2 separate regions of the Homo sapiens genome follow, and region 2 is linked to region 1. Evidence: chromatin contacts called from ENCODE Hi-C or POLR2A ChIA-PET data. All regions are on one chromosome and are shown on one strand. The core of a region is the stretch at or near the end of the contact, and the rest is flanking DNA. Distances in the headings are between cores, read along the strand shown.

What was found. Hi-C counts contacts between places; a loop is a spot of excess contacts on that map. ChIA-PET counts read pairs that join two places held with the same protein, here RNA polymerase II (POLR2A).
Region 2: a map of mammary epithelial cell shows a loop between it and region 1 (3-fold over the local background). The contact joins two enhancer-like sites. A Hi-C loop is called at or near these places in 2 of 168 maps with a recorded cell type or tissue (mammary epithelial cell and ovary) and 1 of 37 single-sample maps with no recorded cell type. POLR2A ChIA-PET finds 5 or more read pairs at or near these places in 2 of 52 experiments (K562 and MCF 10A).

Annotation. Positions count from the first base shown.
Region 1 is chr19:16,917,535-16,925,233 of GRCh38, reverse strand. CPAMD8 (C3 and PZP like alpha-2-macroglobulin domain containing 8) reads left to right here. Exons shown (of 42, transcript NM_015692.5): 26 at 1-38; 27 at 3,248-3,329. Among named protein-coding and RNA genes, the nearest start is that of F2RL3, 32 kb to the right of the region's middle. Within about 2 kb of position 4,298, at least 3 of the 41 ENCODE cell types and tissues checked have a DNase peak (open chromatin) inside an H3K27ac peak, as active enhancers do.
Region 2 is chr19:16,953,527-16,961,225 of GRCh38, reverse strand. CPAMD8 (C3 and PZP like alpha-2-macroglobulin domain containing 8) reads left to right here. Exons shown (of 42, transcript NM_015692.5): 19 at 3,311-3,373. Among named protein-coding and RNA genes, the nearest start is that of F2RL3, 68 kb to the right of the region's middle. RefSeq lists an enhancer at 1-445. Within about 2 kb of position 3,950, at least 5 of the 41 ENCODE cell types and tissues checked have a DNase peak (open chromatin) inside an H3K27ac peak, as active enhancers do.

The sequences.
Region 1 (7,699 bases), core at 3,049-5,548:
TGAGGTGGAGAGAGAGACCACCGACTACCTAGTACAAGGTATTGGGGAAGAAGTGCCTGGGTTGAGGTGGGAGCAAGGGAGGCAGGTTCAGCCTTCAGTGGAGAAGACCACGCTGGAGGTGGCCCACACACCAGGTGCAGCAAAGGGGAGGAAGTGGGCAAAAGAGGCCATTCAGGGTGGCCCTGATCTTGTCACTGTCAGCAGGAGCCTGATGTCTGTGGCTGTTAGGATGAGATGGTGCTGTTCAGATACAGGGAGAGGAAAAGCATCTTTTTAAAGTGTGGATTTTTTTACAACAATAATAATATAACAGCATTATTAAAAATAACATTTAGAAAATAAAAGAGAAGGCCAGGCACAGTGGCTGATGCCTGTAATCCCAACACTTTGGGAGGCCGAGGCAGGAGGATTACTTGAGCCCAGGAGTTTGAGACAAGCCTGGGCAACAAAGCAAGACCCCGGTCTCTACAAAAAATAAAAAAAATGTTAGCCAGACATGGTGGCACACCCCTGTAGTCCCAGCTGCTCAGGAGGCTGAGGCAGGAGGATCACTTGGGCCCAGGAGTTGGAGGCTGCAGTGAACTGTGATTGTGCCACTGCACTCCAGCCAGGGTGACAGAGTGAGACCCCAACTGTAAAAAATAAAAAAGAATAAAGAAGAAGAAACAGTCAGGGGTTGCTCTAGGCTGAAAGTCTGGCATCTTGAAGGCTGATCATGGACAGCTAGGAAGGCCAAGTCCACTGAGGCCAGGTCCTGGGGGCTCAGATTAGCACTTGTGAGGGTCTGGGAGATGGGTGGACACCAGCTGGTGGATCCATCCAGGCTCAGGTCCTTAAACACCACCCAGAGTTGAATGAGCCCTCCTCGTGAATAACAGCCTGTACCTCCAGGGGACAGCCGGACCCTGTGTGCATCCAGCCAACTCGCAGTTCAGACTCAACAAACCCCAAATCAACCCCCGCCATCTTCCCCCCAAACCCACTTGTGTTCATTTCCTAAAACTGCCACAACAAAATGCCACAAACCGGGTGGCTTAGAACGACAGAAATGTGTCATCTCCTCATAGTTCTGGAGGCCAAAAGTCAAAAATAAAGGTGTCCGCAGAGCTGGTTCCTACTGGTGGCTCTGAGGGAGACTGTCCCAGGCCTCTCTCCTGGCGTCTGCTGGCTCCAGGAGTTCCTTGGCTTATAGACTGATCAGCCTGCTCTGTGCCTTCACAATCACATGGCTGTCACCTCTGTGACTAATTCCCTTTCTTTTCTTTTTTTTTTTTGTAAGAGCTAGGGTCTCGCTCTGTCACCCAGGCCGGAGTGCAATGGTGCGATCATAGCTCACTGCAGACTTGAACTCCTGGGCTCAAGTGAGCCTCCCACCTCAGCCTCCTGAGTAGCTGGGACTACAGGTGTGCACCACCATGCCCAGCCAATTCTTTGTAAAGATGGGGTTCCGCTATGTTGTCCAGGCTGGTCTTGAACTCCCGGCCTCAAGTGATCCTCTCACCTTGGCCTCCCAAAGTGCTGGGATTCCAGGTGCAAGCCACGATGCCCGGCCTCTCTTTTCTCTTACAAGGATGCCTGTCATTGGATTTAGGGCCCATCCTAAATAAATCCAAGATGCTCTCATCTGGAGATCCTAACCTTAATGACATCTGTAAAGATCTTTTATTTCCAGTAAGGTCCCATTTTTGGGTTCCAAGTGGATGTGAATTTGGGAGGACCCACCCAGTACAGAATTTCTTTGGTCACCGGTCCTGTCTCTGTGGACACAGCCCTGTCCTTCCTGAGGCTCAGACCACACACAGTGGTGCCCTCAGATTCGTCCTTCTTTCCCTCACAGGCTGTGTCTGGCTGAGTAGCTCTGCCTTCACCCCAGGAAGGCTCCCCACCTCTGTCGCCGCCACTGGGTCCAAACTCATCATTGCACACTGGGAGGGTTCCCCGTCCCCAGCTTTCTGTCCAGACCCTACGGTCCACTGGCTCTATATGTCTCCTCACACTCTTCTCCTACTCACACGCCACCCATGGCTCCCTATGCCCTTGCAGGAAAACCACACTCCCAGCCCAGCCTTGGAGGCCCTGTGGCCCACCGGCCTCTCACCTCACCCCCTCGTTCCCTGCTCCGTTCCCTGTCCCCGGCACCACCAGTTCTCTGAGCTTCCCAAGCTCTCGCCCCAGCAGTTGGAGCAGCCCCCACGCCTGGGGACAGAGGGCTGTGGGGGACAGAGGGCGCTGCCCCAAGATGGTGGTTTTGCTGACCTCCTGGGAGTGACCGAAGGCCAGTGTGTGACCAGTAGTCACGAAGGGGCAATGTCAGTAAACAAGATGAATGAGTTGGAGGTTACAGCCACCCTAGATGTAGTGTGGGGCAGTTTCAAGGACCTCAGATGTGGTGTGAGGTAGTTCCAGGGATCCCCGATGTGATGTGGAGCAGTTTCAGGGACCCCCAATGTGGTATAGGGTAGTTTCAAGGACCCCAGATGTGGTGTGGAGCAGTTTCAGGAACCCCAGATGTGTGGAGCAGTTTCAGAGACCCCAGATGTGGTGTGGGGCAGTTCCAGGGACCTCAGATGTAGTGTGGAGCAGTTCCAGGGACTCCACATGTGGTATGAGGCAGTTTCAAGAACTCTAGATGTGATGTGGAGCAGTTTCGGGGACCCCAGATGTGCTGTGGGTATGGGGCAGTTTCAAGAACCCCAGATGTGGTGTGGAGCAGTTTCAGGGACCCCAGATGTAGTGTGGGGCAGTTTCAGGGACCCCAGGTGTGGTGTGGAGCAGTTCCAGGGACTCCAGATGTGGAATGAGACAGTTTCAAGAACCCTAGATGTGATGTGGGGCAGTTTCAGGGACCCCAGATGTGGTGCGCTGCGGTTCCAGGGACTCCAGATGTAGTATGAGGCAGTTTCAAGAACCCCAGATGTGGTGTGGGGCAGTTTCAGGGACCCCAGATGTGACACAGGGCAGTTTCAGTGAGCCCAGATGTGGTGTGGAGCAGTTTTAGGGACTCCAAATGTGGTATAAAGCAGTTTCAAGAACCCCACATGTGGTATGGGGCAGTTTCAGGGACCCCAGATGTGAGTGTATGGCAGTTTCAAGGACTCCAGATGTGATTCGAGGCAATTCCAGGGACCCCACATGTGGTGTGGCTTCGGAGATCCGGGGTAGGGGACGGCAGAGTGGTGTAGGTCCCTGGGGGCGGGCCTGGGCCAGGCCACTCAACAGGACAGGGTCCTCTCTGCTTGCCCCACAGGCTACCAGCGCCAGCTGACCTACAAGCGCCAGGATGGCTCCTACAGCGCGTTTGGGGAGCGGGACGCATCGGGGAGCATGTGGTGAGTCCCCACCGCCCTGGGCATTGCCTCTGAGGCTCCCCGCCCGACGCCATGGCCTCACATCCAATGCAGTGTGACCAGATCACTTGGCGCCTGATCCCCGGATGACAGGGAACACAGCTGGGAAGTAAAGACTGTGGTGGTCCCAGCTCCAGAGATGGAGGTTGGGGCTTGGGGCCAGTGCAGAGCTGGTGATCGTAACCATTCCTGTTTCTGCTGCTGTTACCACAGTGAGCAAGACTCCATGCCCTGCTCTCTGGCCCCTTGGGAGTGAGCCCTGGATGCCCTGGGCTTCCTCAAGCTCCCAGGACTCAGGAATAGCGGTGACTGGAGCAGGAGGAGATGGCAGGGCAGAGGGGTCAGAGGCCAGACCAGCACCTTGAGGCTGGGGTGTGCTGTGTGCAGGAGCAGCCTGGGATCTTGTTTCTGTGGTAACTGCAGGGAGGAGACCAGGGCAGGGAGGGCCCCTGGGAGGCCGGGCACACCTGGGTCTTGTTTTCCTGATATCCTCAGGCTATTGCAGTTCTTGGCATCATCATGGGGTTCACCTGAGACTGTGAGTCACTTTCCAACTCCTGTACCCATCGCCGGACTCCTTCTCGGAGATTGCCACCCTGGTAGTGCCGACAGCAGCTGTGAGCGTGGAAACTGCCCTGTCTTTAGTCCAACAGAGTGTCCACTGCACAGTCACAGTGCCAGGATCCCAGGGAGTGGGGACATGTGGCTGAGTACTTCCTGCCATGGGCAGCATCACTTACCTAGCTCCAGAGGGGCCCAGGGTTGGCGACTCACCCAGCCTCCCCCAGCCCCAGGAGCTCATCCACACTGTCCCAGCTCTAGTCCCAGGGCCCTGCCTTGCCGACAGCTGATAACGCAAGGCCCCAATCACGTCTTAGCAAGCAGAGGCCCCGCCCACCCCAGGGACAGCTAAAGCCACTGAGTCACTCTCCAAAAGCTGGCTGAGCCCCAGCAGCCCCTAGGAGGCCTCCACCAGCCAGGATTAGCAAGTTGTGACGCATTGGACCTTTTTTTTTTTTTTTTTTTTTTTTGAGATAGAGTCTAACTCTGTTCCCCAGGCTGGAGTGCAGTGGTGCAATCTTGGGTCACTGCAACCTCCATCTCCTAGGTTCAAGCAATTCTCCTGCCTCAGCCTCCTGAGTAGCTAGGATTACAGGTGTGCACCATCATGCCCAGCTAATTTTTGTATTTTTAGTAGGGACGGGGTTTCACCATGTTGGCCAGGCTGGTCTCAAACTCCTGACCTCAGATGATCCGCCTGCCTTGGCCTCCTAAAGTGCTGGGATTACAGGCGTGAGCCACCGTGCCCGGCCTAGACACTCAGTGTGCACACACCTCCTCAGCATCTTCCGGGGATTAAACTCTCAGCATGAGCAAGAAAAATCAAATTTCCTTTTTGTTTTTTTTGAGACGGAGTCTCGCTCTGTCACCCAGGCTGGAGTGCAGTGGCGCCATCTCGGCACACTGCAAGCTCCGCCCCCTGGGTTCACGCCATTCTCCTGCCTCAGCCTCCCGAGTAGCTGGGAATACAGGCGCCCGCCACCACGCCTGGCTACTTTTTTTGTATTTTTAATAGAGACGGGGTTTCACCGTGTTAGCCAGGATGGTCTCGATCTTCTGACCTTGTGATCCGCCCGCCTCGGCCTCCCAAAGTGCTGGGATTACAGGCGTGAGCCACCGCGCATGGCTGAAAAATCAAATTTCACTGTGTGCATGGAAGTCAGCAGCTTCCAGGTCCCCTCTCACCTCCTGAAACATTCCTGTTGGTCTCCAAACATGGACGTCTTCCTGGGGACCCTGTAGGACAAGGAGGCAGTGAGCGCAGGGCAGTGGCAGCAGCACCCACCCCGAAGCTGGACAAACCTCAGCTCTGTCTCATGTGAGCTGTGTGGCCTTAGACCCGATGATCAACCTCTCTGAGCCTGTTTCCTTACCACACATCCCTCTAAGAACCTGGATCCATGGGATAAGCATGTGGTACACTCAGTGCAGTGCCGTCCTGTTAGCACCTCCCCTAACTACTTACCATAAGGCTCCAAGATCCTGCCAGGGAGCCTGAAAACTTGGGATCTGTTCTAGATGGGTTCCCTTATACTCAACGCACATTCATTCATTTATTCATTGAGTGAGCTAGGCTCTGGTCTTCATCCTGGGGGAAAAAGGAACACATGGTTCCTACCTCCAGGTCCTCGCTGCCCAGTGCAGGAGAAAGACCCTGTGAGAGATGCAATAGTTATCCACTGCTGTGTAACAAGTGACCCCAAATGTAGCCATTTAAAACAACAAACGTATTATCTCTATTTATTATGTATTAATTCTTATGGATCAGGAATTCAGGAGCAGCTTAGCTGGGTGTTTCTGCCTGGGGATCTTTGCTGAGGTTGCAGTCAAGGTGTTGGCTGTTGCTGTCTTCATCTGAAGGCTCTACTGGGGCTGGAAGATTTGTTTCCAAATTGGCTCCCTCACATGGCTGTTGGCAGGAGGCCTCAGTTGCTCACCACATGGACTTCTCCATAGGGACTACTTGAGTGTTCTTACAACATGGCGGCTGGCTTCCTCTCACAGTGAGCAATTCAAGAGAGAAAGCGGGAAGGATGCCATAGCGCCTTTTGTTACTTGGTCTTACAAGTCAGGCTGTTACTTCTGCCTCATTCTATTCTATTCCTTTTTTTTTTTCTTTTTTTGAGATGGGGTCTCACCCTATCACCCAAGCTGGAGTTCAGTGGTATAATCTCGGCTCACTGCAACCTCCACCTCCTGGGTTCAAGCAATTCTCCTGCCTCAGCCTCCTGAGTAGCTGGGACTATAGGCACCTGCCACCATGCCTGGCTAATTTTTGTATTTTTAATAGAGACAGGATTTCACCATGTTGCCCAGGCTGGTCTCGAATTCCTGACCTCAGGTGATCTGCCCACCTCAGCCTCCCAAAGTGCTGAGATTACAGGTGTGAGCCACCGTGCCTGGGCTCCAAGATGCTTTTAGTGCCAACCTCATGCTCAAGGGAAATGTTCATTGGAGCATTTCAGATTTTTTGCATTTGGGATGCCCAAGTATACAGGTAGCCCTCCGTATCTGTGAGTTCCACAGGATTCAATCAACTACAGATCGAAACTATTCAGAAAAAAAAAAAAAAAAAAAAGTCTGGGTGTGATGGCACGTGCCTGTCATCCCTGCACTTTGGGGAAGCTGAATCGGGAAGATTGTTTGAGGCCAGGAGTCGGAGACCAGCCTGAGAAACATGGCAAGACCTCATCTCGGCAAAAATGTTAAAAATAAGCTGGGCGTGGTGGTACATGCCTTAGTCCCAACTACTGGGGAGGCTGAGGTGGGAGGATCCCTTGAGCCCAGAAGTTCAAGGCTGCAGTGAGCTATGATTGTGCCACTGCACTCCAGCCTGGGTGACAGAGCAAAACTCCATCTCTTAAAAAAAAAAAAAAAAAAAAAGTTTTAAAAATTCCACAAAGTTCCAAAAACGAAAAGTTGAATTTGCTGCATGCTGAGTACAATATTGAATTCATGCAAATGAAGTGACATGTGGGCATTGTATTAGGTGTTCTAAGTAATCAAGACATGCTTTAAAGTACACAGGAGGGGCCGGGCGCTGTGGCTCACGCTTGGAATCCCAGCACTTTGGGAGGCCAAGGTAGGCGGATCACCTGAGGTCAGGAGTTCGAGACCAGCCTGGCCAACATGGCGAAACCCCGTCTCTACTCAAAATACTAAAATTAGCTGGGCATGGTGGTGGGCGTCTGTAGTCCCAGCTACTCGGGAGGCTGAGGCAGGAGAATTGCTTGAACCTGGAGGCAGAGATTGCAGTGAGCCGAGATTGTGCCACTGCACTCCAGCCTGGGCAACAGGGTGAGACTGTGTCTCAAAAATAAAAATAAAAAATAAAGTTCACGGGAGGATATGTGTCGGTTATATGCAACTACTACACACTCGTATATCGGGGACTTGAGCATCAGTGGATTTCGGTATCCTTGGGGGTCCTGGAACCAGTCCCCTACAGATACCAAGAGATTCCCGTAAATGCAAATATTCCAAAATCCAAATTCAAAATCTGAAACACTTCTGGTTCCAAGCATTTCAGATAACAGATAGTCATTAGACTTTACTTTTTATTATTTATTTTAACTAATTTTTTTTGAGACAAGATCTCGCTCTGTTTCCCAGGCTAGAGTGCGGTGGCACAATCAGGGCTCACAGCAGCCTTGATTTTCTGGGCTCAAGCAATTTTTCCGCCTCAGCCCCGCAAGCAGCTGGGACCACAGGCATGCACTACCATGCCCAGCTAATTTTTTTGAATTTCAGTAGAGACCAGGTGTTGCTGTGTTGCCCAGGCTGGTCTCAAG
Region 2 (7,699 bases), core at 2,701-5,200, 36 kb before region 1:
CCCGGGTAAGGCGACACCCCGCCCTACTGCGGCTCATCCTTCATGGGCTGTACCCACTGTCCAACCAGTCCCAATGAGATGAACCAGGTACCTCAGTTGGAAATGCAGAAATCACCCATCTTCCGTGTCAATCACACTGGGAGCTACAGACTGGAGCTGTTCCTATTTGGCCATCTTGGAATAGCCCCAACATATTTTTTTAACCATGTAAATGTGGTTAACATTTTTTTCAAGCAGTAGAAGAGGATATATAATGAAATTTAAGTCTCCTTCCCACCCTCAGACCCTCCATTCCCTTCTTCAGAAGGGAAAGCTGAATAATTTTTTTTTTTTGAGGAGGAGTCTCACTCTGTTGCCCATGCTGGAGTGCAGTGATGGGATCTCAGCTCACTGCCTTCCATGTTCAAGTGATACTCCTGTCTCAGCCTCCTGAGTAGCTGGGATTACAGGCCTGCACCACCAAACCCGGCTAACTTTTGTATTTTTAGTAGAGAGGGGGTTTCACCATGTTGGCCAGGCTGGTCTTGAACTCCTGACCTCCAGTGATCCACCCACCTCAGTCTCCCGAAGTGCTGGGATTACAGGTGTGAGCCACTGTGCCCAGTCTGAATAATTTCTTAGATATTCTTCTGTGCATATGTAGGATTAAAAAAAAAAAGAATAGAAGAATACCATAATGTCATTTTGTACATTTCTTTTGAAAGTTAACAACAAGTCTTGGAAATCATTCCATATCAGTAAATGCATGTTTACCTCACTCTTTTTTTTTTTTACAAATATATAATAGTCCACCAATGAATATACTATCATTTGATTTTCCAGTCCTCCTAATGATGGAGATTTGGGCTATTTGCTAATTTTCCTAGTGCCACGATGAACCACTCCATCTCTCTGTGTTTGCACACACGTCTGCGGGTGTTTCCGGGGTCTGCTCCTAGGAGAGGTGTTGATGGTTGAAAGGATAGGAGCATTTTTATTTTTGCCAAATTTTGAGAAAGCCTTTTTTTTTTTTTTGAGAAAGGAGAAGGAGCAGCCTTTGAGGAGGGTGAACTGTGAGGCTTCTGAGGCTCAAACAAGAATGCATGAAGGCACTCCTTAGGAAACAGAGGATGGGTGAGCAGGAGGTGGAGAGTTCAGTGTGATGATGAAGATGAACGTGGTAAAACCCAGGGAGGGAAATTAGCAAAGGGAGGGATATAGGGTGGCCCCTGCAGGCCTTTATCCCTTCTGCATCCAGGAGAGGAGGCACGACTGTTTAAAGATGGACTCTGCCAAGCCTTTGATACCTTGCTTCTTCTATTCTTAAGTAGAATGTTAACGCTGCCAGGTAAAAGAGTTAACAAGTTACATCCTTGAGCAGACACTTTTCAAAGAAGATACACATGCAGGCCGGGCGTGGTGGCTTATGCCTGTAATACCACCACTTTGAGAGGCTGAGGTGGGTGGATCACAAGGTCAGGAGTTCGAGACCAGCCTGGCCAATATGGTGAAACCCCATCTCTACTAAAAATACAAAAATTAGCCGGACATGGTGGTGGACGCCTGTAATCCCAGCTACTCAGGAGGCTGAGGCAGGAGAATTGCTCGAACCTGGGAGGCGGAGGCTGCAGTGAACCGAGATTGTGCCATTGCACTCCAGTCTGGGCAACAGAGAGAGACTCCATCTCGAAAAAAAAAAAAGAAAATATACGTGCAGCCAACAAGCATATGAAAAAAACCTCAATGTCACTGAACTAGAGAAATGCAAATCAGGCCAGGCACAGTGGCCCACACCTGTAATCCCAGCACTTTGGGAGGCCGAGGCGGGTGGATCACTTGATGTCGGGAGTTTGAGACCAGCGTGGTCAACATGACAAAACCCCATCTCTACTAAAAATACAAAAATTAGCCGGGCGTGGTGGCACACCTGCAATTCCAGGTGTAATTCAGGAGGCTGAGGCATGAGAATCACTTGAACCTGGGAGGTGGAGGTTGCAGTGAGCAGAGATTGCACCACTGCACTCCAGCCTGGGTGACAGAGCAAGACTCCATCTCAAAAAAAAAAAAAAAGGGAAATGCAAATCAAAACCACAATGAGATGCCATCTCATGCCAGTCAGAATGGCCATTATTAAAGAGTCAACAAATAAGCTGAGTGTGGTGGCTCATGCCTGTAATTCCAGAACTTTGGGAGGCCGAGGCAGGTGGATCACCTGAGGTCAGGATTTTGAGACCAGCCTGACCAACATGGTGAAACTGCGTCTCTACTAAAAATACAAAATTAGCTGGGTGTAGTGGCAGGCGCCTGTAATCCTAGCTACTCGGGAGGCTGAGGCTGGAGAATCGTTTGAACCTGGGAGGCAGATGTTGCAGTGAGCTGAGATTGTGCCATTGCACTCCAGCCTGGGTGACAAGAAGGAAACTCCATCTCAAAAAAAAAAAAGAAAAAAAAAGTAAAAAAATAACAGATGTTGGTGAGGTAGTGGAGAAAAGGGGATGCTATGCATAGTTGATGGGAGTGTAAATTAGTTCAACCATTGTGGAAAGCAGTGTGGTGATTGCTCAAAGAACTAAAAACAGTACTACCATTTGAGCCAGCAATCCCATTACTGAGTATATACTCAAAGGAATATAAATCATTCTACCATAAAGACCCATGCACACAAATGTTCACTGCAGCACTATTTACAATAGCAAAGACCTGGAATCAACCTAAATGCTCATCAATGACAGATTGGATAAATAAAATGTGGTACAGAAATACCATGGAATACTATGCAGCCATAAAAAAGAACAAAATCATGTCTTTTGTGGAAACATGGATGGAGCTGGAGCCCATTATCCTTAGCAAACTAATGCAGGAACAGAAAACCAAATACTGCATGTTCTCACTTATAAGTGGAAGCTAAATGATGAGAACACATGGAAACAAAAGGGGGAACAGACACAGGTCTACTTGAGGATGGGGGATGGGAAGACAGAGAGGATCAGAAATAATAACTATTGGGCATAGGCTTAGTATCTGGGTGATGAAATAATCTGTACAACAAACCCCCATGACACACATTTACCTATGTAACAGACCTGCACATGTACTTCTGAACCTAAAATAAAGTTTTTAAAAAAACAAGTTATGTCCTAATCAAGTAGACTGTTAACCCTGCCAGGTAAGAGAATTAACATGTTATATCCCAGTGAAGTACAATGTTAACCCTTCCAGGTAAAAGAAATTAACGCGTTATATCTGATCAAATAGAATGCAAAGCTGCTAGGTTCACATAAGATTTGTTATGTTCATGAAACCTTAATCGTTTCTTTTTTTCTTTTCATAGAACAGAGAAGAGAAAAAGGACTTTCTTCCCCGAAACATGGATTTGGCATTGTCTCAACATCAGGTACATTAAGATTTCTTTTCTGCGCTGACTTTGCCGGTTGAGTGAAAGACACTCATGCGGGTCCAGAGAGCCTCCGGTGAGATGGGCAGGCCTGATACCAACATCTGAGCAAGACACTGTGCATCTTTTTCTAACACACAAAACTTCAAGCCATGAAGCCAGCCTTGAGTCCCGCTGCACATTTGGACGTTTGCCTGTGAAATATGAAATGCAAGGGCTTTGTGCCTCTTATAACTCCCTCTTGGGGTTACTCTATCTGCTCTGTTTGTATAACGAGCTCATTAAAATGATTACAGTTCCCTGGAACATGAACTTGACTCCACCTACCCCCACTCCTTGCTCCTCAGGGGACTACAGCTCTTGCTCAAAAAACAGGATGCCTTTCTCAACACATTTCCTTTCTGCATTTTTCCCCGTTTAGTTCTCTTTGAAGCAGGAGTGTAGGCAACCCTTTTCTGCTGGATGCAATTGACTTTTTTTCTTGCAATGCTCAGCGTTAGAGCACCAATGACACTAGTAAAAAGTGGCACTGGCGTGCCCCGGCAAACCAGTTTGGCATGAAAACTGACTCTTGGTCCAGCCCGGGCCAGCAGGTGGGCTGACTGCTGGAGCTGTGCCCTTCCTCCAGGCACAAGGTGCTGTGGCAAGTGCTTGGCAGAGCCAGGCACGCAGCTGGGGGCCCCTCAGACTGCTTTGGGGGATGTGTATGTCCTCATCGTGGGAAGGTTTGACTGCTGATCAGAACACATCCAGTTCACTGTGTTTTGTTCTGGGGGCCCAGCTGTAAGACAGGCTATCTGTCCATCATCATTCAAATGTATCTACTTTCTGGATGTCTGGTGAGCTTTTTTTATTGTTAAAAAATTTTTTCAATTAACTTTTATTAGGGCTGGGCATGGTAGCTCATGCCTGTAATCCCAGCACTTTGGGAGGCTGAGGCAGGTGGATCACGAGATCAGGAGATCGAGACCACCCTCTCTAACATGGTGAAACCCTGTCTCTACTAAAAACGCAAAAAATAGCTGGGCATGGTGGCGGGCGCCTGTAGTCCCAGCTACTCGGGAGGCTGAGGTAAGAGAGTGGCATGAACCTGGGAGACGGAGGTTGCAGTGAGCCAAGATGGCGCCACTGCTCTCCAGCCTGGGTGACAGAGCAAGACTCCGTCTCAAAAAAAAAAAAATATTTCATAGAGATGGGGTCTCTGTATGTTGCCCAGGCTGGTCTGAAACTCCTGGCCTCAAGTGATCTTCCTGTCTTGGCCTCTCAACGTGTTAGAATTACAGGTGTGAGCTACTGCTCCTGGCCCGGATGTTTTTGATGTTAAGGATGGTCCCTTGAATAAGGTAGACAGAGTCCCAGCACTCATAACATTTTCATTGTAGCTAGAGTAGACAGGTGCCTAAAGAGCCATCATGGTGCAGTGGGGTTAGTCTTCTGGAAGGCTGGGCATGGAGCTTGGGAGGCAGAGAAAGATGGTGGAATCCTTTGGAAAAGCCAGAGAGGGTCCTCAATGTAGGGCCCAAGCTGAGTCCCACCATATGAATAAGCAAGAAAGGGAAGGGTGTCCAGGAAGGACCAGCATGAGCAAGTGCTGCAAAGTAGGAGAGGCTGGTGGATTTCCACATGGTTGAAATGAGATGGAAGGAGCTGAGGAGGATGCAGGGAGTATGAGACCATGTGGGCTGTGGGGGTGGGGTTAGGGGTGCAGGTGTGGAGAGCCAGGGATTTGGGATTTAGGATTCGGGATGTTCTCTCTCCTCTCTTGTTGGCTGGAGCAAGGATGAATCAGAGGGGACAGATCTGAGACCAGGGAGGAGGTTCCTGCTGGACCCAAAAGAGGACTGGTCAACTCTCTTTTAAACCACACCCGTTTAAAGGCGGGGTGTGGTGGCTTATGCCTGTAATCCCAGCACTTTGAGAGGCTGAGGCAGGAGGATTGCTTGAGCCCAGGAGTTCAAGACCAGCCTGGGCAACATAGCAAGGCCCCATCTCTAAAAAAAATTTTTAAATTAGCCAGGTGTGGTGGCACATGCTTGTGGTCCTAGCTACTTGGGAAGCTGAAGTGGGAGGATCGCTTGAGCCCAGGAGGTTGAGGCTGCAGTGACACGAAATTACACCACTGCACTCCAGCCTGGGCTACAGAGTGAGACCCTGTCTCAAAAAGGGAAAATGATTCAAAAATGAATTGGTTTAAAAAATTATGGTGAAATACTCCACATAAAATTTACGATCTTAACCATTTTTAAGTGTATAGTTCAGTGGTATTAAGGACACTCACGTTATTGTGCCAACATCACCATCACCCATTTCTGTGACTCCTTTCATCTTACAAAACTGACACTCTGTCCCATTAAACACTCACTCCCCTCTCTTCCCTTCCCCCAGCCTTTGGTAACAACCCTTTCTGTCTCTGAGTTTGACTATTCTAGGGACCGCCTGTAAGTGGAATCATGTAGTATTTGTCGTTTTGTGACTGGCTTATTTCAACATGTCCCCAAGGTTCATCTTTGTTGGAGAATCCATGTCAGAATTTCCTTCTCTCTTTTTTTTTTTTTTCTTGAGATGGAGTCTTGCTCTGTCACCAGGCTGGAGTGCAGTGGCACAATCTCGGCTCACTGCAACCTCTGCCTCCAGGGTTCAAGTGATTCCTCTGCCTTAACCTTCCAAATAGCTGGGACTATAGGCATGCGCCACCATGCCCAGCTATTTTTGTGTGTTTGTGTGTGAGACAGCATCTTGCTCTGTTGCCCAGGCTGGAGTGCAGTGGTGCGATCTCGGCTCACTGCAAACTCTGCCTCCTGGGTTCACGCCATTCTCCTGCCTCAGCCTCCTGAGTAGCTGGGACCACAGCCGCCCACCACCATGCCCTGCTAATTTTTTGTATTTTTAGTAGAGACGGGGTTTCACCGTGTTACCCAGGATGGTATCGATCTCCTGACCTCGTGATCCGCCCGCCTCGGCCTCCCAAAGTGCTGGGATTGCAGGCATGAGCCACCGTGCCCAGCCAATGCCTAGCTAATTTTTTGTATTTTAGTAGAGATGGGGTTTCACCATGTTGACCAGGATGATCTCGATTTCCTGACCTCGTGATCCACCCCCCTCGGCCTCCCAAAGTGCTGGGATTACAGGCGTGAGCCACTGTACCCAGCCTCCTTCCCTTTTAAGGTTGAATAATATCCTATTGCATGGATTCCCTCATTTTGTTTATCCATTTATTTTCTGTCGATGGACCCTTGAGTTGCTTCCACCTTTTGGCTATTGTGAATAATGCTGTGAACAGGGGTATACAAATATCCCTTTGAGACCCTGCTTCCCATTCTTTTGGGTGTATACCCAGAAGTAGAATTGCTGAATCATGTGGTAATTTTATGTTTAATTTTTTAAGGAACCTCCAGACTAATTTCCACAGCAGCTGCAGCGTTTTACATTTCTACTAACAGTGTACCAGGGTTCCAATCTTACCACATCCTCAGAAACACTTGCTGTTCTCTTTTTCTTTCTTTTCTTTTTTTTTTTTTTTGAGATAGAGTCTCGCTCTGTCACCCAGGCAGGAGTGCAGTGGTGCAATCTCAGCTCACTGCACCCTCCGCCTCCCAGGTTCACACAATTCTCCTGCCTCAGCCTCCCAAATAGCTGGAACTACAGACACGCACCACCACACCTGGCTAATTTTCGTATTTTTAGTAGAGACGGGGTTTCACCCACTACTTCTGGGTGTATACCCAAAAGAATGGGAAGCAGGGTCTCAAAGGGATATTTGTATACCCATGTTCACAGCGTTATTCACAATGGCCAGACTCCTGACCTCAAGTGATCCACCCACCTCGGCCTCCCAAAGTGCTGGGATTATAGGTGTGAGCCACCATGCCCAGCCTTTTTTCTTGCCTTTTCTTTTTTAATATCCTAATTAAGTACATGAAGTGGCATCTCATTGTGGTTTTTATTTGCATTTCCCTAATGATTAGTGATGTTGAGCATCTTTCATGTATTTATCAGTCATTTGTCTATCTTCTTTGGTGAAATGTCTATTCAAGTAATTTGCCCATTTTTGAATCATGTTGCTGTTTTTGTTATTGAGTTTCAGGAGTTCTCTATATATTCTGGATATTATTTCCTTATCAGATATATGACTTGCAAATATTTTCTCCCACTGGGTTGACTTTTTACTCTGTTGATAGTGCCTTTTTTTTTTTTTTTTTTGAGACAAGGTCTCACTCTGTCACCCAGGTGTTCAAGTGATCCCCCAACCTCAGCCTCCCAAGTAGCTGGGTCTACAGGTACACACCACCACTCCTGGCTAAATTTTTTAATTTTTTGTAAAGATAG